Regions from separate parts of the Mus musculus genome. Here region 1 is linked to region 2. The links are chromatin loops, found by intact Hi-C in ENCODE. Cell type or tissue: heart. All regions are shown on one strand. Each heading gives the region's core, and the rest is flanking DNA. Links, peaks and the distances in the headings are about the cores only.

Region 1 (12,446 bases), core at 1,502-9,501, 51 kb before region 2:
CAGTGACTGGCGTCTTTCAGAGTTATGAAGGTTTTTTTTTTCCCTGTAACACTGCTTTCAAGCCTGTTTTCCAGCCCTTAGTTTGACCTTCATTCAGACATTTTGACTGATAATATCTTCATTGTCAACCTGACAGGTTCAAAATGACCTACGAGTCACCTCTGATGCTCTGTGAGGGTATTCCCAGGAAGCTTTAACTGAGGAGAGATATGGGTGGCATCGTCTCAAGGGCCGAGGCCCCAGAATGAATGAAAGGCGGAAGGGACAGGGCACCCCCTCCCAGCTTTCTGCAGTGTGAGCAGCTGCTCCAAGTCCTTGCTGCTGCCTTGGCTTCCTGCCGTGGTGGGCTGCACCCCCAGATTGCCAGAACTGCTTCCTTGAGTTGCTGCTGGATCTATTTCTACGGTGAGGTCACATGTTTACTACGAGTGAGGTCTGGTAGGAGCGTTGCCATCCAGCGGAGGTCCTTTGTCCCTTAGCTGGGGGGTCTCACCCATTCTCATCTGATGTGATCACTAATGCTCCAGTTTCAATCTTCAGTCTTTTACTGCCTGGTTTGTCTCAGCTACTCCACACTCCTGCTGCTTTTTTGAGTAGGAGAATTATTATTCATGTTGGACACATCAGAAGTTTACTTCTTTTAAAGAGAGAAAAGTCACACGCAGCTTGCGTGGTGAGAACACCCTGGTCTTCTGTGACGTAGGTCTACGTGAGAGGTGGGCACGAGGGAAGGTGGGCATGAGGGAAGGAGTAAAGGCTCTGAAAGAAAAGGAGGCCATGGTGTGGGGAGGCACAGATCCCCATCTCTGGTGAGCTGGCACCAGGCTGTGCTGTGAGTTACATACCTGCAAGTTATGAAGACTTACACATAAGGATATCTGTGGAGGATTATTGGCAATGGGCAGATCAGATTAATAATATAGTTCTGATTTGATTTCTTTGCTAATTCAATGAGATGACACAGAGGTGTAGAAACAATATGAGTCATTGTTGTCTAGAATATATACATGAATTGAGTGTTCAGAAAATGTAAAATGGCTCGGATGCTGGCCACTGCAGCCATTCTGCTCATGTGTGCTCTCATCTACAGATATATTTACTAGAACAGTGACTAGGTAATTCTGGGGATGGGGGGGCAGTTATGCATCTTTGTATACTATATGAAATTTTGATAGTAAATGTGACATATGAAAATACTGTTCCCATGAAAAAGATTTACAAAAAGAATATTTTATCAATTACTGAAAATTTCAGAGAAAAAAATTCACCATGTTCGGGCCCCATGTTGACACTGTAGTCTGTGGTGGTGCCATGCTGACAGTAGTGACCACAGGACCTGGTAAACTTCACACCTACTTCTGCATTGAACCATGCCCTGCTGTAGTCTCCCACCATGCCCTGCTGCAGTCTCCCATTATGCCCTGCTACAGCCTCCCACCATGCTCTGCTGTGGTCTCCCATCGTGCCCTGCTGTAGTCACCAAGTGAGTGGAGAAGGAAGCTATGCTCTCTTGAGTATTCGAGTCACCAGATGTCCTCTTCAGCTTGGCAGCAATTGCTCTTGAATGCACGCATCTGTGTACAACCATCACTATCAGCTATGAAATATCCCCAACACTGGAGAAACTAGGTAGTATTGCTAGTAATACTGAATTTTAAAACCACACCAGATTCTTTCAGCAAAGTCATTCTGGATCACACTGAGTCACTCTTAGTTTTTTATTGTTTGAAATTTTCATACATGCATCACGTGTTTTGATCGCTTACTCCTCCAATTCCAAGTTTATCTCCTACCACTTTGTTTTTGTTTTTAAAGATTTATTTACTATTATACATAAGTACACTGTAGCTGACTTCAGACTCACCAGAAGAGGGCATCAAATCTCATTATGGGTGGTTGTGAGCCACTATGTGGTTGCTGGGATTTGAACTCAGGACCTTCAGAAGAGCAGTCAGTGCTCTTACCCACTGAGCCATCTTGCCAGCCCCTCCTATCACTTTATGTGCTCTTATGCACTCTATTTTTAAAGCCATAGAGTCCACTTAGTGCTGCCTATTTGCGAGTGGGTGTACGACAACCTACTGCAATGTGGATAGCTTCTCAGAGGCTGCATCCCTGAAGAAAACTCTCTCTCCTTTCCCAGCAGCCATCAGTTCCCAGCAGCTCCTCAGCTAGGGTGGGGCTTTGTGACAGACAACTTCCCTATCTATGATGATCTGGTGCAGGTCTTGTGCACATAGTCACAGCTGTGGTGAGTTCACATACGGAAAACTGCTTCACTAAACACAACCTTACAGTCTTTCTGCCCCTTCTTCCTTGGTGATCTCAGAGTGAGGAAGTATGATGTAGGAGCTCCATCCATCGTCTCTTATTCTCTGCATACCCACAGGTGCCCCGTTTTATAGTCTCTTACTCTCTGCACACCTGCAGGAGCCCCATTTATAGTCTATTATTGTATGCACAGTGACCAGTAGTGGGTTTTGACGTTAATTGCCATTTACTGCAAAATGAAGATCCTCTAATGAGGGTTGGGAATAAAGATAAGTACTCGGGGGCCCTTTAACACTGTGTCCATTTAGTGGAAGGAGAGCAGCAGCTTCTCTGCTGCTAGTCTGTGACCTACCCAACCACAGATTCTTGGCCCAATTAATGGTGTCAGGCATAAATTCCTTCTTGTGTAATCGGCCTTAAATGTAATCGGAAGGTAGTTGATTACCCCTGTTGTAAGGGACATAGCCTGTCAAGCCACAGAGTTCACAGATGGGTAAGATTCTCGATGCCTTCTTCCCTGGTAGCATGCAGAGCACCTTCCAGCACTATGAACCCGCTCAAGTAGGGACGATGCTTCCAGGTGAGTAGCAGCGGATTTCTCCATAGTATGGCTGACAGTGTGGATTTCTCCATAGTATGGCTGACAGTGTGGGTCAGCAATAGGGTCTTAGCTAGGTTCTGTATGATAGTTAACAGTGGTAATAGCCTTTAATATTTGGGGAATTGCTATGTTTTGGGACCTCATGGACAACAACTTGAAAAGAGATGACCCATACTTGGCACTAGGCTTTTTATTTGTTATCTATAGTATCCCTCCCACATTATAAGGAATTCCAGTCAAACTCGTGTGTGTGTGTGTGTGTGTGTGTGTGTGTGTGTGTGTGTGTGCATCTGTGTGCATGTGTGTAAATGTAGGAAGCTTCTGCAGTCAGTCTCTTTCAAAGGTTTTTAGTATTAATTATTCTTCCCTATATTCTGTTCTTACTCTGGTGTCTTAGTATTCTTTTGATGTGATGAGACAATATGGTCATGGCACCTCTTATAAAAGAAAGCATTTAATTGTGGCTTGCTTACAGTTGTACAGGTTCAGTCCATTGTCATCATGATGGGGAGCATAGCTGACTGAAAGGAAGAAGTTAAAAAGGAAAGGATATAACTGGTTCTGGGTTTGTGCTAGATGAATGGATAAACGGAATAAAAAGGAAAGGACAAGGCTTTGTATGGCGGAGTAGGACTTTTATTATAGATAAAGGGGAGAGCATAGCCAGACACAAGGACATCTGGTAGGTTCAGAGTGGCCATGACCCGAGCCATGTAAGGAGAGAGGAAAGGAAGAATCAGATCAAGAGGCCAGGAGGGTAAAGGGTAGATGAGAAAAGGCCAGATAACCGCAATGTCTGGAATATGTGCGGAAGGGCAGCCCAGCCCCTGGGCTGGAGAAGTTTAGGGTAGGGAGCAGGGTATGCCAGACAGGAGGACCCTATAACAGGTGTGAACTGAAGGATGCTAGGGGGACCTGGAGGCCAGGTCTGCTTTGTTATATTAAATAGGCACCTCATCTGTTTGTCCTGGATTGGAGACCTAACAGAGAAGTAGCTGAAAGTTCTACATCCCAAGAAGTGGGACTGGCTTGGGCTTTGGAAACCACAAAGCTCCCCCATCCCGCCCCCCCATGACATACTTCCTTCAACAAGGCCACACCTCTTAATCTCAAGTAGTGCCATTCCCTGGTATGTGAGCATTCGGGTATGTGAGTCCATAGGGGCTATTCTCCTTCAAACCACCCACCTGGACTCAAGCCCTTCCCCTACTCAAGGATTTCTGCTCTATTATTCCCCTTTCCCACTTCACCCCACCCATGTTCTACCCCCATGCCTTGAATCTTGCCTCCCCCTGTACATGGCCCCTTATTATTTTCTGAAGAGTCAATCCATGTATGACAGGAGATGTGACGTTTGTCTTCCTGGGCCTGGGTCACCTCACTCAGGATGATTGTTTCTAGCTCCATCTATTTACTGTGAATTTTATTTTGTTTTTACAGCTGGATAAGATCCAGTTGTGCAAATGTGTCACATTTTCATTATCCACTCTTCAGTTGAAGAACACATAGGCTGTTTCCATTTCCTGGCTATTGTGAACACAACAGCGATGAACAGGAATGAGCAAGTATCTCTGTAGTAGAATAGAATCCTTCGGGAATGTGTCCAAGAGTGATGCACCTGGTTCTTATGTCTCCATTTTTGAGGAACATCCACACTGGTTTCTCTAGTGGCTGCATCAGTCTGTGCTCCCACCAGCAGTGAGTAAGTGTTTATCTCTCCCTATATCCACGCAAGCATTTCTTGGGATGTTTTAATTTTAGCCATTCTGACTAAGGGGTTATTAATTTGTCCTGAGAATCAATACTACATGCACGGTTAAACAAGGGAAAGCTTGGGTCTCCCAGAGCATCCTGGTTCTGGCAAACGTTCATTCTTTTCACCTTCTATCAGAACCCAACCTGAACCCAGGTGGCCGAACTCCTGAGTTGAAGAAGAAGATGGAAGTGGCCTTCACATTAGGGGCTACTCATGCACACTACGTGTGACATGTGCTCTACGTGACACCAATGGGTTAATAACAAACAGGACACTTTCTGGAAATTGGTTCTTTCTAGAAAAGGGGCAACAGCTCCATCTGATAGACCAAGGCACACTCAAGCTACTTGTTTGCCCACAGAAGGTTTGGGAAAGGACAGAGCCAGCGAGGGCATGCTGGGCTGTATCTGTGTGGGGACTCAGGGTTCCTAGGTGTCTGTACACATCCACACAGCCTCACCTGAACATGTGCCTAGAAGCCACAGGCACACTTCTGATGCTTCACCATGTTCACAGATGCTAGGTTTGGCCTGTGTTTTAATACTCTAAGGGTTACCTGCCTCCTGTACGTTCTGGGGATGGTCCCTCCATGGGCAGTGACAATACACTGGGAGCTTGCAAGACAGATGGGCAGCACTTGGCCCAGAGCCCTATCTGACCATCCTTGATGGCATGACAGCCCCTGCCCCAGCTCATACACTGTCCAGGGTGGTGAGTGAAAAGTTGTCCTGGCAGGGCAACAGCTCCTATATAGGAGACCCCAGCCCTGAACAAGGGGCAGGATCTGAGATCAGTAGACACTTCTCCAAGAATGTAAGGTGGGTGCTGTACAGGAAGATTTGGATGCTGTTCTGACTTCTACCGCCACACAGAACATTCTGGAAAATATCATCAGTCGTGGGATATGGTGCAAAGACAGGAATGTGGACTAATGTTCCCCAGAGTGATCTATTGCCTGGACACCCCAGCTTCCAGGCACAGGCCTTGATACTTTCCCACCAGTCCCTGCAGGGAGCAGTCCTCTGCATTTCCTTGACTAGGGCAAGGGGTGGCTCTGGGATGAGGCCAGGACTCATGCCTAACTGGCCCCTGCCTGCCCACCAGAGGGCAGTAGTGCACAGCTGTCCTCTTGGTCTCAGTAACAGGGACCCCAGAGGCTGGGGTGCTGGGTCCAAGTCCTTGGAGATGACCACACCTGACACTGTGCAGAGGCCCAGAATCTGCAGATGATACTGCCTTTGAAATCTGCTCTTGGCAACATTAACAGCTATTTGGAGAGATATCTAGAAGCCAAGGGAAGCAAGGCTCTGTCTCCCCAAAGCAGGTACAGCCTCTGAGTGAGCCCCTCCTTTAACATGACAGGCCTAAGGGAAACAGAAACCCTTCAAAGGTAGAATGGGCCAGGGTTTGATTTCTCACCCCTGAGCAGTGCCTTGATCTTGCCCAGCTGAGGGCAAGTCTAGCTTGGTGTGTGGGTGGCAGCCTCCCCTGAGGACGAGGCAGGCACTGAGCCCCCTGGCGGCTGTGGCTTCCCAGCCTTCGAGCTCCAGCACCTCCTCGTCCAGGTTGCCATGAGAATGACCTGTTACTGCACCAAGGAGGTGATCAATGAGGCTGCAGACCGCTGTGGCGGCCAGCAAGATCCGCTGGCCACCGAGACAGAAGGCAGCTCACTGGGACGGAGGCTGAGAGTCCCGGCACGGTACTCTGGTGCTCAATGCTCACCTCCCCTCTCCTCGGGGGCCATTCTAGTATTACAGTGCTAATCCACCAGACACGGGGGATTTTAAATTTCATTTTTGTGCAGTTATTTAAAGTTTAAACTGATAATGTCTAACCCAATTAAATTCCAGTCAATCGTGCTCTAAATGCACTAAGTCTTGTGAAATATGAATGAGGTGTCCCCCCGCACTCCTTAACGACTTAATCTCCATGCTGAGTCTCCGCTCCTGGGAATACTGTGTCGAACCTAGGAACGAAGCAGAAGTGAGACAGGATGGGGACTCGCAACCCACGCTGAAACCTTCTTACTGGCCTTGCTCACTGGGATATCTGGCACATTCAGAATTCAGAGCTTGTGGTGGAAGAGCACCCACTTAAGTCCAGTTGCCAAGATGGGGGCACACTTTGGGAGTAGCCTTCAAAGGCAGCTGACCACACTGGCCATCTCCCTACCCTTACCACATCGCTCCCAGCTTCACGCTCTGTATGGGAGTGCTAACAACCTCTGGTGTTGAGTGTGGGCTCTGTTTTCCAGGGTTATTCTCAGGAATAATGGCTGACAGCATGTTAAAGCTGTCTTCCATTGGATGCATAACAACCGAAGCTGCCATGGTGTGTTCTCCTGACTCTTCAGGGTGTTGGGGCCTGGGGCTGTGGGACTTAAAGGAGATGTGAGAGTAGAGGCTCACAAATGGCACTGGGGAACTACCCAGCCCTTTCTAGGATTGACTTCTCTGAGAGGCAAGCCTTGGCTCTGCCTTGGGGTTCTTTCTAAAGAGTCTGTGATCAGTGGTTGTCCACCATGGCACAAGAAAAGGCTGTGATTTCAGAACAATCCTGGCTCCACGGGGGACTAATATACAGTGGTGGTCCTCAGTGTGGCTACTGTGTTTTTAGAGATTGATTCAGAGTCTTCAGATTCAACCTCGTGTAGCCTACGACCAGGAGGAAAAAAACAAAACTGAAAACAAAAACAACAAACCTTTTAGGAGCAGAATAAAACAGCACCTTTGAGACGTGTTACACTGGAGGCTTGCCATTCAAACCCTAGTGATCAAAGGCAAACAGAGTCCTTTCTGGGTCTTTCCTACCTGGTACCCTGCTCAGGTTCTATGGTTAGCTCCACCTGTTAGTTCAACTGCCTTGGCTGCGTTTGCGCACACCAGCCAGGTGTGCTTGTTGGGCATTTGGTGCAGGGTGGAGCAAGGTGGTCCCACCTAAAGTTTGGCCAGAACTAGTGTGAGCAGGTAAGAGGGAGATCAGACAGGTCAGTCAGCACACAGGCAGGACCTGTGACTGTGTATCTGCCTACCATAGAACTTATGAATTTGAGTCTGGTCCTATGAGATGGAGATTCAGCCCGGGTAGGGGAGGGTCCAGGCTGCTACCACTAAACCTTTAGAAATCCAGGCAGCTCGGTTTCCATCCCAGGGAAGATGTTGCTGCTAAGTGTCAGGAATGGCTTAGAGTTGGGCAGAGCAGTGTTCATACAGATGATCTGGAAGTGGAAGCAAAGGCGGGTTCTGCGAGGTCTGTGGGGCAGGAATATGGTGCATTTTCAGCGACAGGAAGGACTGTCGTCTTCCCAGCTGGACTGTAGCTGTCAGCGTAACAACGAATGTCATTGAGAAACAATTCATGGCATCAAATCCACAAAGAAGACATTTAAAGCATGGCATGCAGCAGTCTGGTAGTTATATTACTTTTTGAACCATGGTGAAATATAAGCATGAAGTTCACCATTTAATCCTTTATCCTAGGGTTCCGGGGATTGAACCTAGTGCCTTGTGCATGCCAGGCAAACATGCTACCCCCGGGCTAGAGTCCAGCTCCAGACTTCACCCTGTGGCCACTTTTAAGTGTTAAATTTCATGGCATTATGTATACAGTGTACAATTATTATCACTGCCCATCTACAGAACACTCTCTGTCACCAAGAGACACGAATCTTCCTTCCTCTCCCAGCCCCGGGTTCTCCCACTGAACCCTCTGTCTCCACAAGTTTGCTCACTCTAGGGAGTCACAGGGTTCATTCAGTGTTTGCCTTTTGCTACTAGCTAATGTATGGGACATAATATCTCTCAGTGCCACTGTGTTGGGGCAAGAGTCAGAACATCCCTTCTTTCAGTGCTCTGTGGCACGGCTGTAGTTCTCACGTCTGTCATCCTCGAGTGTGTGCTTGGTTAAAGGATGCTGCTGTGACTTTGAGTGGGTAGTATCTCTTCCCTGTCCTCAATTCCCTTAGGTAGGTGTCTAGCAGTGGAATTGTTGTGTCCTGTACAGAGCCTGTGCTTAGTTCTTTTATTGGTTATTTAATGCTTTTGGGGGGTGGTCACAGGGTACCTACAGTTGTCACTCCAGGGCTGGGGACCCTATCTAGGAGCTGGAATCTGGGATTCTCCTTCCCCGTGACCAGGATTTTGCCCAGAAGTGATGAGGTCAGGATCTACCAGGACAACAGAAGAGAGAGGCACTTAGGAGGTAGTCAGGTGAGCATCATGCACGCTTCGTGTCCCGCTGGTTCCAGCCATCAGTGTCCAGCTTTGCTGACCACTCTCCAACACTACTGAGCAGTCAGGACTATCATTCCACTATCACTGTCCATCACCATACCATGATCCTCCACCCTCGCCACCTTCCACTTCTGCCTGCTGTTGTCCCCCCCATTGCCTATCCTTTCTATCGCCCCCCACCCCTACCCCTCTACAGTTAGAGACATTTTGCTGTGGTTACCTTCTGGGAGACGAGCTTGTGAGGCTCACTTCTTGTCCACGGGTATCAGCAGTAGCTCCGAATGCCTCTCAGGCTGAAGGCCGCAGCACTTCCTGCCCTGATTCTAGCTTCCTGGATCTGAATTCCACATAGTGAGGTACTTGGTTCTGATCTCTGTGTGTGATCTGTAGTAGTGGCTGCAGCTGGATGAAAGGGCCCGTGTGTTTCTGTCTCTCCTCTCCCCACAACTGGTCTGTCTGAGCTCCCCCTGGAAGAGGAAAGGGATAAGCCATCCAGCTGTGTTTTAACAGCTACCTCAGGCTTCACTCAAGAGTCTGAGACCCTGTGACACCCCGCCTGCCCCCACCCTAGTCAGCCTTACCATTGCAGGCTGGCTCCCTATTCTTCAAGTTCTCTTGGTTGCTGTTAGAAGACGGCTTGGACTCCCTATGGGCCTCAGTCCTCAGTAACATTCTCCTCCTATGGAAAGACCTGTCCCACACTCCACATGGGGTCTCTGTGGCTTATGCCCCTCAGACTCAGGTCTGATGTGCTGAAGTGTTCCTTGCAGGAAAATCACCCTGATTAACAGCCACAACCTTACTTTCTCCAAGCTTCCTAGTCACCAGAATTCCCCCAAAGCTCTGTGTCAAATGTGGGTGGCAGCGATGGGCTAAGAAGGTCCTGGAACTACAGAGGATTATTTGCTTCATCCACAGTCTGAACACCTGCTTCTAGGCTCTGTCCCTGTCATGGATATGGGACTGTTTAGGAGACCAGGCAGTCTGGGCTCCCTGTGTCACCGCTTCTGTGTCCCACCCATCTGTCCTCCAGCTATCAAAGGGGATTAACAGTAACAGCAGTCAGGAGGCAGAGAGAACAGGCCTCCAAGACATGGCTATTGCTCACAGCAGGAGGCTCACAATCAAATTCTAACGAAAGGTCACATTTGCAATAAGTAAGATGGAAATGTGGGTAATTGGTTAGGAGCGCTGATACTTCTGCGGCAGAGAGCATTTGGATGGAGTCGGAACCTTTCTGCCCAGGTAATTAAAAATGAGACTTCACAGCATCATTAAAATGAGGGTGAGCAGGCTATGATGACGTCACCACAGGAGGAAAACACTCTTCAAGTGAGCTCTTGTAGTTCTTGTCTTTGTTACTAAAAGGAACGCAGCCTTCCTCTGGGCGGGTGGGGTACCCACAAAGAATCTAAAGAACAGCACAAGCCCCTACAGAGAGTCAGTCTACACTGAGAGAGGAGGAGGGATTGGCAGACAGGATCCATATGATCCTGACTCTTCCTGGGATGGACAGAAGGCATTAAAGCTGATAAGCTATATCCTTAGCCCCTTTGCCTTCCCAGACAAAGAATGCTGGCCCACTGTTGCATCTTCTGGAGCTGTGTATGGGGACCACTGATCAGTGCTTGTGCCTGGGAAGGCTGCAGCTCAGCTGACAGACTGAAGAGGATGACGCAACAGTCTTCACCACAGGGCCTGGGAAGTCAGAATGAAACTGCATATGCAGCCTCACTGATTATAGAAACCAAGGTAAAGTGTATGGGGAGCTAAAATACAGCAGTGTGGCGGTAGCTGTGTTATTTTACTTGTATCATTTAAATAATCCCCTGCCCCAAACCCCAACTTCTGAAAGCCACAGGCACTTTTTCTCATCCCCCCCCCCCCCGTAGTGAGGGTGGGAGGCTGGGGAGAACCTGTTTGTAGTTGGTACCTAGCAGTGGGAGCAGCTGTGATGTTGCCAGGCTGTGAATAAAGGCCCTGTCGCTGCTGCTGCCGTGGGGCTCCGGGCTCTGGATGCTTGGGTGGTTTCTTTGTGCTTTAAGGCCTGTGTTGGACTTTGGTCACAAAATTGCCTGCTGCTGCTGTCTGCCGACAACATAGGAAGGTGTTCCCAGCAAGAATCTTAAAGGGGACAGGGAACACCACGAGTCCCTCCTCAAGTTGTGTTATTCCAGATCTTTATTTTAAGATGTATTTTTGTGGTAAGTGTAATTATTTACAAGACTCACTTAATTTATGAACAGAACAATTCAATTTAGCCCCAAATTTAAAAGAAATATGTACTGAAGTTGAGGGTTTTGGGGAGGGAGGTTGACAAAAATGCTTATTAATTGAATTAAACTTTTGATATGAAAGATGAAATGCTGTGGCAGAGACATCATTGTTCCCTGGCTCCTTCCTCCTATAATTCTGCTAACTAGCCACCTTTTATCAACTGAAGCACCAGAAATGCAGTTTAAAGTTCCCTCCTTTTATCTGCAAGGTTGTTCCCCTCCACCTGCGGGTGAAATCCTCTTCCATCTTCAAGGACGATAAACTGCAAAGAGTTTGTCAGTCAGGGTAATAGCCAGTAAGGAGGACATTCCAGGACAGATGGCGCCTGGGCCCAGTGTTGGTTTCATTGAGCCCCAGGCTTTGAGAGCACAGTGCTGATTTGCCTGTTCCCTTTGATAGTGGGTGCGCTAACACAGCTGCCGAAGGGGCAGTGCCTGGCCCTCTTCTCTCAGCAAAGGCATGCATGCAAGGCTCACTTCTGAGGACTCAGCAGCGCCATGCTCCCTATCTAGGGTTTGCATTCCTCCACAGGGGCAATAGGTGACAGATGACAATCTAAAGGCCTCCAGTGACTGGGGCTCTGTGAACTCTGAAGGTCTACAATCCTTGAGGACCTCTTCTCACTGCCCCTCTGCACAGGCTGCCATAGTTGGGTCCCACGAGTGCACACACTGGCCAGGCTTCCACGGATGCTCTGTGAACACTGTTTCTGGGTTGTCCTCACACCGTGGCCAATCAAGTCCCAGAGCCAGGCCTCACTCTCTCCCTATGCCTCTTAGGGTTCTCTAATGAGTCCTCTATTAGGGTGTTTTCCTCTCTCACATGTCCTCTAGGTAGTCTCTCTGTTCTCATGTCCTCCAACTGATCCCTGAGGGCTACCTCATTTGTAGGACTCCATGTCCTTGATCTGGGGTACTTTGGGATGGTTTTTTGTTTGTTTATTTGTTTATTTGTTTGTTTTGTTTGTTTGTTTGTTTTTGCAAGAGTTTCCAGGGCAGAGGGATATACTTCCTAGCACCTCTCAGCTACGTTCCCAGTTGAGAAAGAATGGATTCTACACAGAAGACTCCACAGGCTCCAGGGCTGCTCCTCAAGGAGGGCCCAGGAGATGTTTTTCCATGACTCCAGGAGATGATCTCATTCTGCTGCGCCTCAGCATGGAACAGGGCTAGGACAGGACAGCAAGTAGTCACACCACACAGCTCACTTAGGGCGCTAAGACTAGAAGATATGATGTGGTGTCCTCACAAAGATCATGGTGCTGTGCCCTGCCTGTATCCTCCCCTAGACATTACAGAGCTAGAGT
Region 2 (12,446 bases), core at 2,081-10,080:
AGCTATCTTAGGGTAGCTTAGACTCCTAGGGGAGTCTTCTCAAATTTTGCCCACAAACTGCAACACATGTCCTGGACTCACACAACGCTCAGTTTCCCAAAAGTGGGGACCTGAAGAGGGTGGGCAATGGGGTGCCTACAGGGAAATGGGGTGCCTGTAGATCAGGGGGTGAAGATAAGGTAAAGAAAGTGAGATAGGTGGAGGAAGGGAAAGAGAGGAGGAGGGCGTTCTTGAAGAAGCTTGGAAGGAAAGAAAGAGGAGGGACTGGTAAAGATTCCAGAGAGGCCACCAGGCCTAGGGATGATGAACCCGGTAGAGAAGAGGCTTTGAAGAGGGGGAGGGAAGGGTCGGAGCTGGGGAAAGCTAGGGTGCATGAGAGAGAGAGAGAGGGGGGGGGGAGAAGGGGAGGAAGAGGGAAGGGGAGGGGGGAGGAGGAAAGGGAGAGGGAGAGGGAGAGGGAGAGGGAGAGGGAGAGGGAGAGGGAGAGGGAGAGGGGAATGAATTTGTACTATGGTCAGAAGGCAAATCTGAAGGAATTTGAAGCTGAGAGTCACCCCTCTGGGAAGCCGGGAATCTGATCAGAGTTCAACGCAAACTAAAAATACAAGCAACATTTTAGACACCTGGTCTCACGGATCTATCAAGCGGAATCTGAACCTGGGCAGAATTCGGACCAGGAGGCAAAGCTGACGTTCATTTTTCCCTCCTACCCCAACCTGTAGGGTATCCAGGGCACTCGTGCCAGGGGCGGAAGTACACTTAGCAAACTCAAGGTACGGGGCGGGGCGGGGCGGGGCGGGGCTTGGGATGGTGGGAGGGTATTTGTCCCCTTACCAGAGAGTAGAAAGCAGATGCCTCAGAGCCATAGGTCACGTAGTTGCCATAGCCCTGCGAGCTGCCATAGGGGCTCCCGTAGACGCCGAGCGCGGCGGCAGAATTGAGTTCGTGGCGTGCAGTGGCCAGCAGCCGGCTCTCGTAGACAGGGCAGTAGACGGGCGCCTGTGCCGAGGCTGCAGGCCCGGAATCAGCCAGTGTGCGGCCGCCCGACTCGCAGCACGTGCTCAGGGAGTTGGTGGTCATCAGGAACTGTGGTGGGAGGAATCGTAGAGTGGGCAAGGGGACAGAGACTAGGGCGCTGGACCCTCAAGGACCTCACGTGTCTCTAGGGGCCTCCTGCTACCTATGACAGACATGAATTTTTCCCCCATCAGCCGCTTTCTTTGGCCACGCTTAGGCCTCACTTTCTTTGGCCACGTGTGGGGGTCCAGCCAGCTTTTCAAATCCTCCATGGGAATTCCAAGGTCCTGTGTGCCTTCTCAACAAGCATGTCTGGCCCAAGTGTTTGCTAGGGTCCCCCAGGGTACAGTTTGAAGGGTTAAACAAGAGGGAATTCAGATCCACTAACAGGATTTTACTAGCTCCCCTAATCCTCCTTCCACACAAGTCATGTTTGTTCAGTATAAGGGCCAGCCAGTCAAGGACATGCTTATGTGGGAAATGACATCTAGTGGTGGCTCTTCCCTCTCCCATCCCCGTTGTCAGACCGTTGTAGGAGTCCCTTTACCTGAGGAGCAGAGGAATAGGGGTATCCAAACTGCGGGTAGGACATGGCGGGTGCGGCCTAAGAAGGTCTGAGGGGCCGTTGGGGTCCTGTGCACAGCGTGGGCACTGCTCCGGAGTTGTAGGATCCTAGGCTCTGGGAGGACAGAGCAAGAGGTGGTTAGTTCACCCATATGCTGCTCAAACTTTCCTAACCAGGTAAGTAAGTGAGTGACCTTTCTCTTAGCGATTCTCTTAGTTTCCAAGTCTGAACACTTCACAGGGCTCTGGGACCGACTGGCCTCGCTGCGATGATAGAAATACATATTTTGCAAAACAGAACAGCAACAGCAACAACAAAAACAAAACAAAACAAAAAACTGAGTCTGTCAAGTCAGATGTGCGCGGCTTTAAGCGACAGAAGCGTTGACGTCAGCCCACTCTGTGGCTTGGCCTGGCCTCAGACAGGTCACAGGGATGCTGGCCGGGCGGGGCACAGACGATCCATGTCTGCGATAGCAGGGCTGAGGGCCATCGAGCTTTAACAAATGAACTCCATCCAAGGAGTCAATATCGCCCCGACGAACGGTGTTTCTCCTTAGTCACGGAGGACGGAAGGCACTTTTAATTAGAAATTAATTAACGAGCAGCTGCTCCTTCACACCCCACTGTAATCATTAGTCTCAATTACAAATGAGACCTATGAAGGGACACACGAGTGAGTCTTCAGTGAAGATGTAATCAACAGTTAAATTAGCCGGGCGCTGGCTGCAGCCGCCCGCTGCCCTCGCTGCATTGCGCCCAGGGAGGAAGGACATGGGCCCTGCAAACCCGGCGGGCCCCTCGCGCTGAGAATGGGACAGCGTGCCTCTGCACACTTCTTCACCACCTAGATTTAGAAGAATCTCAGCAATGCCTCTCAGCAGTTTCTACTCTGCACCAAGCAGAGTTTTAGAACCAACTGCCACCACAGGAGAGCCCGCATTCAGATGGCGACGTAATTTCAGATGTGTGTGCATGTCTCCCACGCCCTCCCTGGAGTCCTGCACTTTCAGGATCGGTGAAGCCAGGTACTGCGGGGCTTCCCGGGTCTATTACCGGTTGAGTGTGCCATTCTGGGCAGCTCACTGTCCCTGGAAACTGCCCCTCCCCCTTCACTCCAGGTCATGCCACTGCTCCGTCTGGCTTCACTTCATTTCCTCTCCCCTCCCTCTTCTGGTCGCCCTCTGTGGCCTTCCGCATCCCAAGGCTAAGACAGAGACTGCCAGACGCCGCTGCTCGCTGGGAAGAGCACATTTCCAAACTAGGCCCGGGGCTCTTCCCGTAGGCTCCTTGATCCTAGGGAGCAGCAGGGTTAGGTGCAGGGAAAGGGGCGTTGGGCGCCTAGTCCTGGCACCCTTTGGTCTGCTTCACATAGCTTCTAGCCCGGAGTGTAAGGTGCTCTGCGAGAGAGGCCCAGTAGCCTCTCAAGACTTCTTGCGCTAATCTGGGCCCTGAGATATTGCCCCGAGGTCAAAGCGGAGATGAGCGGTCTGTGCGCGGAGTTTGGTGTACCAGGGCACCCCGAATTCTCAGGGCTTTCATGCCGCGATCTTCCCAGAGCCTGGCTCGCCCCTACTTCTTTTGGCCTGCCAGGCCAGCCTTTCGCGCTCCGCCAGCAGCAGAGCCGCTCATCGCGGAGCTGTGCAGACTTGCTCCTAAAGATTCCTGGGTTCAGACCTGCGAATCGCCCCAGGGCCACCCTCTAATTAATGATGACGTTCGCGCCCTCTCCCCAGCTGCAAGGCTGCCTCCCAGAAACGAAATCTGCCGGCCCTGACAGCTTGGTTGAAAGTGATGGATGACTATCTGGAGACCGCAGTACACATCATATAATATCTGCTGCGTAATTGCTTTAATTTACAGATGAAAATACGAGTTCTCCGATCGCGCTGGACCGCAGCCGGCCACGTCCGAACTGCTTGCAAAGAAGGAAACCATCGCAAATAATGAATAGCTGCCCCATGCAAATTATTCAGGCAGTTTAGCGTTGGTAGCCGGGAGAGATATATATAAAGAACACGAGTCGAATGACATTAATAATTGTTTTTGAATTCTGTATTGATTTCATGGCAAGCTGTGTTTATTTCTTTCTCACCTGAATTGCTAATACCTCCTCCCTGTAAATAATAAGAAACTAGCCACCGGGGCTTCTCGAGTAGAAATGAATCTCAGCCTCTCCCTCTTCCTGCTTCTTCCCCTCCCCCAACCCGCTTCTAGCTTCTTTCAGTTTTCAGGCTTTACTGAGGCTTTGGCTGAACATCCGACGACGACTACTTTCATTATTTATTGTTTACAAACAACTTGCTTTCTTTTGACGATGAAGCGCAGGCAGAGGAGGGGCTCTGTAAATGGAGGTAGAGGAACGTAGGAAGCAGGAACCCAGCAGTAGACTGGTGTACCTCAGTGAGGGGCCTTTTTGTCCCTTCGTTCCTGAGGCCCAGGCTTTGGGGACTCTGTGGTAAGCACAGACTGGTTGGGAAGGAGAAGGAAGACCAGGCCTGTGTGTGGCACTCAGCTGGCAGCAAGCAGTGCACCCAGAATGAACATTCTCAGTTTTCTTCCCCTGGACTCCTGGGGTTGGGTTTGGAATGTTAATCCTGAGGATTTCCACTTTTCTCCTTAGTGGACTCCTGTATGGTAGCTGGAGTCCCTCTCTGGGGAAGGAGTCTCAGGGTGTTCCTTGGGTCCTCAATGCAGCAGCATTCTGGTCTGCCTTCCAGTCAGAGCTTCCAGGCTCCAGATGTTGTTGTTATCCCTAGTTACCCTGTCCCTGGGCCTGGGCCTAGGAGCCAGGAGCACTGGACTCCACTGTGTCCCCGAAGATGCAGACTCACATTCCACACCTCATCTACCCCATGCAGGGGCTAGTCAGGACTCCACTGAACTATTCTGTCTTCACTCAGTCCCTACTGGCCAGTCCTGCTACTGGCCAGCACCCACCTCGACATCTTGCTGACAAACTGCTACCTGGCTGAAGCTCTCTTACCAAATGAGATATTCTTCAGGCCATCCTTGCTGCAGATATAAGGGTGCCTTCTTCAAAGACCAAGCCTTGAGTAGAGGCACAGGGCTCTCTAAGAACAGACAGGAGTCCCAGAATCTCAGGGACCTTCAGCTAAAACAATCTTGCATAGATGCTTCATGCTGTGACTAGAAACTCTTAGGGCCCCTAAATATAAACCACCATTTAGCAGTAGCCAGACCACTTGGCTTCCTGCAGTGTGGGCAACTGATCACCTTTGGAGAGGGCTTCAAGAGATCAGAGACCGAAGGCCTGATCAGATACCAAAGGGGTGGAGCAGGGAGCAGTTAGCCCCAAGAATTGGGAGTCTAGGGTTGATAATGGCCACAGAACTGGTGAGAGCTTGTAGGAAGGCGGATCTGGCCTTGATATTCCTGCCACCACCTAAGTCCCGGCTCTCCAGAGTGATCCTCGGAGCACTTTTTAGCTACACCAAGAGCTCCGTGGGAGCTTATTCTATCCCAGAGAGAAGTTGAGTACAACACAAGGCCAAAACAGAAGCCAGGCACCAAGAAAGAGCCTTTTTGTCTGAGGCTAGGCCGGAGCTTGGGATGCCTGGGTCCACTTTGGACACTCAACTGGTGTAGGCTCAGAAAGACGCCCTAGGTGCCAGAGATGCTGCGTGGTGCGGGCACCCTCCCCTTGCCTCAGATCATTCTTTAGCAGTCAACCACTGCTCCCTTTCCTCAGCCAGTGGGGTGAGCTGCTGGGACACGCGTTGAAATTCCCGTTTGCTTCCCCCAATGCCCTCCTTTCTGGCCCTCTCTTCCTCAGCTCTCCTACTGCACCCCCACGGAACGTTCGTTCGTTCGGCGCCGCCAAAGGAAGGAAGGAGCGCACTCAGGGGGTCCAACAGCACAAGCTGTTCTATCCCTCGCAAGCCAACACGGTCCGCGGGGACCCGAGCATCCCGTACCCGGATGCCGGGTCCTTCCCATCCGCTTACCAAAAACTTGCATCAAATGCAGCGACCTCCAAAGCCTCTATCCGCTAGAAGCAAACTTTGTCCCCTCCGGCGCAAGAGCGATCCTCGCAAAGTTTGAGCAGCAGAAACAATTTCTTACCTGCGCCAGGAAAGAGCCGGCCCGCGCCGCTTAGGCGCCAGGGCCTCCGGGAGCAGCGCGCAGCCCGGGACGCACCGGGGAGTCACCGCCGCCGCTGCCGCCGCCGCCTCCGCCGCCCGCGCCCCTCGGCGGCCGCGCGGAGCCTCTGCCTCCTCCGCCTCCTCGAAAGGGGGGGAGGGGTCTCGGAACCCCGGGAGGGGGCGGGCGTGGGGACCTTGCCTACCTGCAGTGGCGCCGGGCCACTCCTGGCTGCCCGCTAGGGCTCTGCGCGGCCGCTGGGCGCGCGCGCTCCGGCGGGGAGCAAGCGACAACTAATGGAGACATTTCCAGGCGGAGCACCTGGAGAGCAGAGCGCGCCGGCGTCCCCAGGCGCCGCGGTCGTCAGCCGAGCCCGCACCGGCGTGACGTGGGCGAGCGAGCGAGTTGCTCCCACCCGGCCGCCCATTAACGCTTTCCCCCCGCGGGCGCCCAACGCTTGCCAACTTTCCCCTCCGCCCTGGCCGCGCACCGGGTGCGCGGGTGTAGGGGCTGGCATGAGGGGTTCCTGAGGGTGAGGGTTCAGGCTTGGCCTCCTCAGAATGGTTTGGCGAGAATGCCTGGGCCCTAAGAGGACAGCCCAACCCTACCAGGACAGCAGAGGACATTGGTCCCTGGTTTGATCAAATGCTTGGCCTGCCCTGTGGATCCAGAGGCCTTGGGCACGCGGACCGGTCTCTAAATGGTTTCCTTTCCTTACCCATGCTGTCTGCTTGGGAAATGTGCCTCCTCAACTCTTAGGACAGAGATTCCTCTTCGCAGACCCTACCTACTCTGCCCTCACAATGCTATCCTTGGGAGTAAAATGGGCTTTCAAGCACCCCCCCCCCCGTCACTTTTCCCGACTTTCCACACACACCACCCACTGTAATGCAGCAGTTCTGGTTCCCTTCTTGTGGTCACAATAGTCCCAACCAACCTGGCTCTTGGCTGTTTGGGCAGCAAGTCTTCCTCACAGACTTGAGCAAGAGGAATCCGTAGTCCAATTTGACAGAAACTGCTGAGGATCCCAGTAGATCTGTGACCTTTCTGGGCGGGAGCTTACTCAGGACTATCAGGATCCAGCTGGGCCTCTGACCTGGAACACAAAAGAGGACAGATGTTCACTGGTTTCTTTAGCCTGAGGCTGGAGCCCAAGACAGGAGTGGTAGGTCCAGGCTCAGAACCCCTCTCACCTCCTGTTCAGTATCAGAGCCTTTGCCTTTCGCTCCCTTGAAGACTCCTTTTGTGGACTTGCTGCCCTACAAAGGTCTCAGTATAGGAGAGAGGCCCGGTGTGAGCACCACCTGTCCAGTTAGAGCAGGAAGGGGCTGTGGCCTGTAGAGCCCCAGGGCTTCTGCAGGACACCCCTTCCTCCTGCATAGTTTTCACTTCAAAGACCCAACTTACTTCTCTTCACCCACAGCAGTTCAATGACCTTTGAGATTTGTTGGGTTAGATAACCTCGGAGAAAGTTATCTCTGATTTTTCCCCCTTTGCTCCCCCCCCACCCCTTCGGAGCTCTTTGCAGCTGCTGGAGGGGTAATTCCAAATTGCTTGCTTCCCCAGCAGCCTGTAGCTGATCTGTGGCTGCAGACCTCACCCATCCAGCAGTGCCCAGCCAGGCTGAGTTGGAGTTCCAGGGGCTGCTGTAGGTCGGATACTACTTTAATCTCTGGCTGCTTTGGAAACCTGCTAGGCCACCGGTATAGCCCCCAATAAGCTAGGAGAGGGGACCTGGATTCTGGGTCTTGTCCCTTCTGTTTCAAGCCTGGGAGGCAAATGGGGGAGGGGTTTTTATTTATTTAAGGAAGGATGGAGGCATCCATTTGGAAGGTGGGAAGACTTGTCTAATTCCAACTAGAAGGAAGTAGAGAATAGGGGCATGCCTGCTCCCAGGGAAGGAGCAGGCATTTCTGGTTTCCCCCTTGTTTTGGGGCTCTTTTTAGGGTTTGTAGGAACCTCCTTGCACTTCACTGCATAGACAGAGACGGGCCCATGGGTACCTCTCCCGTGAGCCTTAGCTTCCATTTAAAGTTAAAACAAGCAAGGTGCATGTATGTGTTCATGAGTGTTACAACCTTAGCTGACTTGACTCATTTCATGCTCACCGAGGCTTCCCAAAGTACCAGCCACAGTCTAGAAACACCATTTGCACAAATCATGGCCTGTGTTATCTTCATGACCCAGCCCACATGGGTGGCACCCATCCCCCGACCCCACCCCAGCATAGGAGTTTAATTGGAGCTCTGGAGCCTTCCATGGGAGGAAGAGCAGGTGCCATCTCCTAATTTAGAGTTCATTTGGCTGAATGCTGCTGGACTTGACCTTGCTTTGACTACCGGGTGAAGCAGCTACAGATATCAGCCACCACCTACTGTGCAAGGCAGCTTCCCTGAGCCCCCTTGATATGTTCTGCCCCCCCACCCCCTCCCCGGACTGGCACCTTGTAGAAATGATGGAAATACCCCAGGTTTTGGCTAGGGGGCCTGCAGGGAAAGTCCCTTTTCTGGCTTCAGAGTGGGTGGTCAATCTGGAAAGTGGGTCTGCAGCTTGAGGTGTATCTTCAGGGAACAGTGCTAGGAACCAGCAGGTGGGCGGCTCTGGCAGCTGACTAAGCTGATGCTGCCCACACGGCTGTGCCCCTCAGATCCTCTTTCAATCTCCCTTTTGTCTTTCCTCCTGGTGCAGCTGCCAGAGTGTGATCTGGAATGAAAGTCTCTGTGCCCCTGGGGCTTGGCCACGTGGCTGCCTCCTCCTCACCTGGACTTTGCTAGAACACGCACAGGCATCTGGGGCTGAGCCTCCAGCTGGAGCTTACAGAGGCCTGGCCCCGAAGCTGCCCAGTGTCCATCATTCTTATGTCGTCCACGGGCTTGTCCTCCTGCCCAACCCTCTTTGGGGACCCGGAGGAAAAACGTTTTGATTGGGCCAAGGGTCATCCTTGGCAGGAAGAGTCACTGAGTACTTTGGAGGCTGTCCTGATCCAGCAGAACAGCGTAGCATCTGACGAGACATGGCGACAGTGGCCAGGGACAGGATTGGTAGAACGCCGGTCAGTGCTGAGAATGACTGCATCTGGGACGGAGGAGAAACAGCTCCCAACTTAGTCTCCTCTGTTCCTTCTGGGTTATCCTTGCAGCGTCAGAACAAAACCTAGAGAGGAAAATCTAGGGTTTCCTCTTCTCCCTTCCGGACCATCAGGCTGACTCTCAGAACCCAAAATGCAGCCGTACATTTTCCAATGCGAATTTAACAATGAAAGTCTGTTAACTCAAACACTATCCATCCTTCCATAGGTTTGAGCTTGGGCTTAGTTACCAAACAGAGCCTCAGATTACAAAGACCCAGGCTGGAAAAGTCAGCCACACGAAGCTGAGTTTGAATCTTTCAGGAAGGTGCCAGCGTGGAAAGGCGTGTGTGAATAAATACCACATACACGTCTGCTCTAGCATAAAACCGAAGAGCTTCAGTAGGCAGAGAAGAAATGTACAAAGGTGGCCTGTGAGTGGACAGGTATTTGTGGATGGGGCCTCAGAAAAATTAAACAGCAGACAGATGAGGGACCTTAAGACAGGGACCTCATAGGTTTCCAGTCTGGAGGTTTCTGGAGAAAAAGTATGTACCTATGGCGATTTGAATAAGAATGTCCTCCAGAGGCTCACAGATTTGACTGCTTGGTCACCAGAGAGTGGTACTATTTCAAAGGATTAGGGGGGTTGGCCTTGTTGGGGTAGGCGTGGCCTTGTTTGAGGAAATGTGTTATGGGGGTAGGCTTTGAAGTTACAGAAGTCTCTCTCTCTCTCTCTCTCTCTCTCTCTCTCTCTCTCTCTCTCTCTCTCTCTCTCTCCCTCTCTCTCTCTCTCCTGCCAAGATCCAAATGTAGAGAACTCTCAGCTCCTTCTCCGGCCCCATGTCTATCTGCATGCTGCCATGCTCCCTGCTATGATAATAATGGACTAAACCTTCGAAACTCCAAGCAAGCCCTAGTTAAATGCTTTCTTTTATATGAGTTATATGAGTTAGCACGGTCGTTACAGCAGCAGAACACTTAAGACAGCACTGAATGGTGACAATAATAAACGGCACAGTTGCTGTCCAAGGGCTGCTACATCCACACAAGCATGCAATTGCAGGCAGAAAACAATTTGGTGACTGGGTGATGTCACCCAGTGATGTCTTCACAGGTGAGTGTGGAAATGAGAAGAGAGGATGGACACAGGAGGTTGGTCTCCTCCCGAGACCTGATCATTCATCAGACTTTCTACTTCGGGTTGGCATTTGGACCTGGTCTCTAGTGTTCCTCACCAGGGCTTCCTACCAGGTGAGGTCAAGTCAGCAATAACCAGGAAAAGCCCATGAAGCCGGAGAACATTTACAAATTGGCCTGCATTTGTGGTGGGCTGTCTAGTTCTCACTGGTATGTCCCCTTTAAGAGGTCATTTAGGGAAGTGACCAGTGACCCAAAGGCAGCCCTGAAAAGCTAAGTGCTTTTTCTGGCCAGTGGAGGGAACAGGGCAAATCCCCAGTTAAACTCAAGAGTAGCTGGAGGCAGTGACCATCGTAATGGCCACTGCTAATGACTGTGGCAGCACATCACACAAGACTGTCCCCAAGGAACACACACACACACACACACACACACACACACACACACACACACAGATGTTTCATAGTATTTTTTTTTGAAATTCAATTAATTGAAGGCCCCAGATAAAAGGAACGCATTCATAATGGCTATAAAATAACCTGAGGGGGGAGACGGAGCTGTGGAACACAACTTCAAAGCATGACAGAAATACTTCCTGTCTTACTTTAAAAGTAGCCAGATCAATGAATGAATCAGTTAAAATTACTTGTGCATTTAACAACCTTTTCATTTTCTGTTTGGAAAGGGTGAGGATTCTGCACCTATTGTCCACGATTCAGTCTTCCTGGAGGAAACTGTGGCTCGGGTTTTGGACTCCAGGTTCTCTGGCAGGAGGCTGCCTGTGTGTCTCTATTGAAACACGGGCTGGACGCAGACAGCAGAACCTGTGTTTCAAAGTTTCAGAGTCCAGAGGCATGAGCTCAGGGGGTTGGCAACAGGGTTCTTGGAGGAGCAGCTGGCTCAGGTCTCCTCTCCTTTAGTTGCTGGCAGACTTTAGAGTTCCCTCTACACTTGCTGGCCTTTCTGCCTTTGCTTTCTGTGGAACGCGCACACCGTTTTTTTTTTTTTTTTTTTTTTTTTTTTTTTTTAAAGGACTGTAGTCAGGTTGGTCGGGGCCCATTCCGCAGTAGCATGACATCATCATGATTGTGTTTGCTTCCAAATAAGGTCCCATTCTGATATGATGGACATTAGGAACATAAACCAACTCACAATGAGGGGGTACCTGAAAGTGCCATCCCTTAAGCACTTACTATTTCAGACTGAACATCCCAGTCTCTTGTTATGTCAATACCACTTTTAGGTGGGTGAACTTCCTCCTCTGCGACTCTAGTGTCCTCTAGGGCAGATCTCATTACATTCTTGGTCTCTAACTTTATGAAGTTGCCCCTGAACCTTCCGATAGTGCCCTAGGAAGCAAGACTCAGTACTCTCTTACTTGCTCATTGCCTGACATTCATTCCATGTAGTCTGATTTTCTTTCCTGTTCTCTCTCTGCTAGGCTGGAATGGATGCTCATCAATATCCCATGCTTATTGTTTTCTGATTTCCTGGGGTCCCTGGTGTACAGCTTCCTGCACAGAGGATGTTGTAGACATTTGATGATGTCATACTCAATGAAGCCTTCCAGGAACGGAGAGCAAAGGGAACATTTAGCAGTGGCCTAGACAAGGAGACACACAACCATTCTGGATGGGACCTGAGATTGAATCCACCCACTGGATGTCTGCCACCTTCTGACGTGAAAGACACTTCAGATGTACCCTGTGAACACAGGAAGTGGAGGCAGAGTCTGTGATCTGTGAGCACCCCGGGAGAGGGCAGCAATACCTCTGGCGTAGTGTGTGAGTGTGTAAATGTGGCCAGGAAAATGAAGACCAAGCAGGATTCTCAGTCTTCTGTGGCTTGGCCAGACACCGTAGCTCACAGAGAGTGATGGTGAGAACCAAGAGGCAGAGATCCTGGGGTCACCATGAAGCCTTGTGCTACTGAGGACAAAGAGGCAGCAAAGGAGGCCAGGTCCATGAGTGGGGATGATTCTGGCACTTCCCCCCTGCTGGGCAACACTGGGATTTCCCTAAAAGGGTTTTCTTGACCAGACCTGCCCCATGGTCCTGCTGGGGAGCTGTGGCACACTAGCAGCAGGTAGTGTGAAGTCCTAGTGAAATTCAACCCATTTTGTTCCTCACTGCCTCAGAATGCCCTTGGCTCGAGGAATCAAAGCAGGTAATGTCTGACCCTTCCACACATACCTTTAAGAGCTCCTGGGAAATCCATCCCTGTCCTTTCCCCTATTGACGCAAGCAGTGTTCCTAACAGCCGAAACCCTGCAGTCTGGCTCCCTGATGTGGAGCCATGGATCAGAGCCTCTGCCTCTCTCCTTGGGCTAGAAGCCCCATGTGATCCAGGGGCTGCTAGTTAGAGTAGCACAGGCCTGCCTGCTCCAGCCCACTGATACAAGTCAGATGAATAAGATCACAATATGGTTATATACCATTATGGGATTATACCGTAATAGAATTGTGAGTTGTATAATTATATATTACAGTAAATTGTGGATTATGTGCCTGTTATAAAAGATTATAATTTTACCACAGAGAAAGCAACTGGACAG

What was found. Peaks named below come from ENCODE experiments on the same cell type or tissue, not always from the same donor. Only the 100,000 strongest peaks of a DNase experiment are listed, where the experiment ranks them.
Region 1: it touches region 2 in a loop (2.3-fold over the local background); 12 of 42 quality-filtered maps call a loop at or near these places.

What each region holds. Positions count from the first base shown.
Region 1 is chr13:73,304,044-73,316,489 of GRCm38, reverse strand. No RefSeq gene overlaps it. Among named protein-coding and RNA genes, the nearest start is that of Ndufs6, 18 kb to the left of the region's middle. In heart, for the core only: a CTCF peak has its summit at 5,740 (motif pointing right); no DNase peak of the experiment used is centred there; H3K27ac peaks cover 3,119 bases; H3K27me3 peaks cover 502 bases.
Region 2 is chr13:73,254,098-73,266,543 of GRCm38, reverse strand. It overlaps Irx4 (Iroquois homeobox 4), which reads right to left and starts at 6,047. Exons shown (of 6, transcript NM_018885.2): 1 at 5,668-6,047; 2 at 1,565-1,696; 3 at 835-1,086. The coding sequence starts at 1,609. In heart, for the core only: a CTCF peak has its summit at 5,991; DNase peaks (open chromatin) are centred at 2,653 and 7,953; H3K4me3 peaks cover 5,362 bases; H3K27ac peaks cover 6,823 bases; H3K27me3 peaks cover 6,467 bases.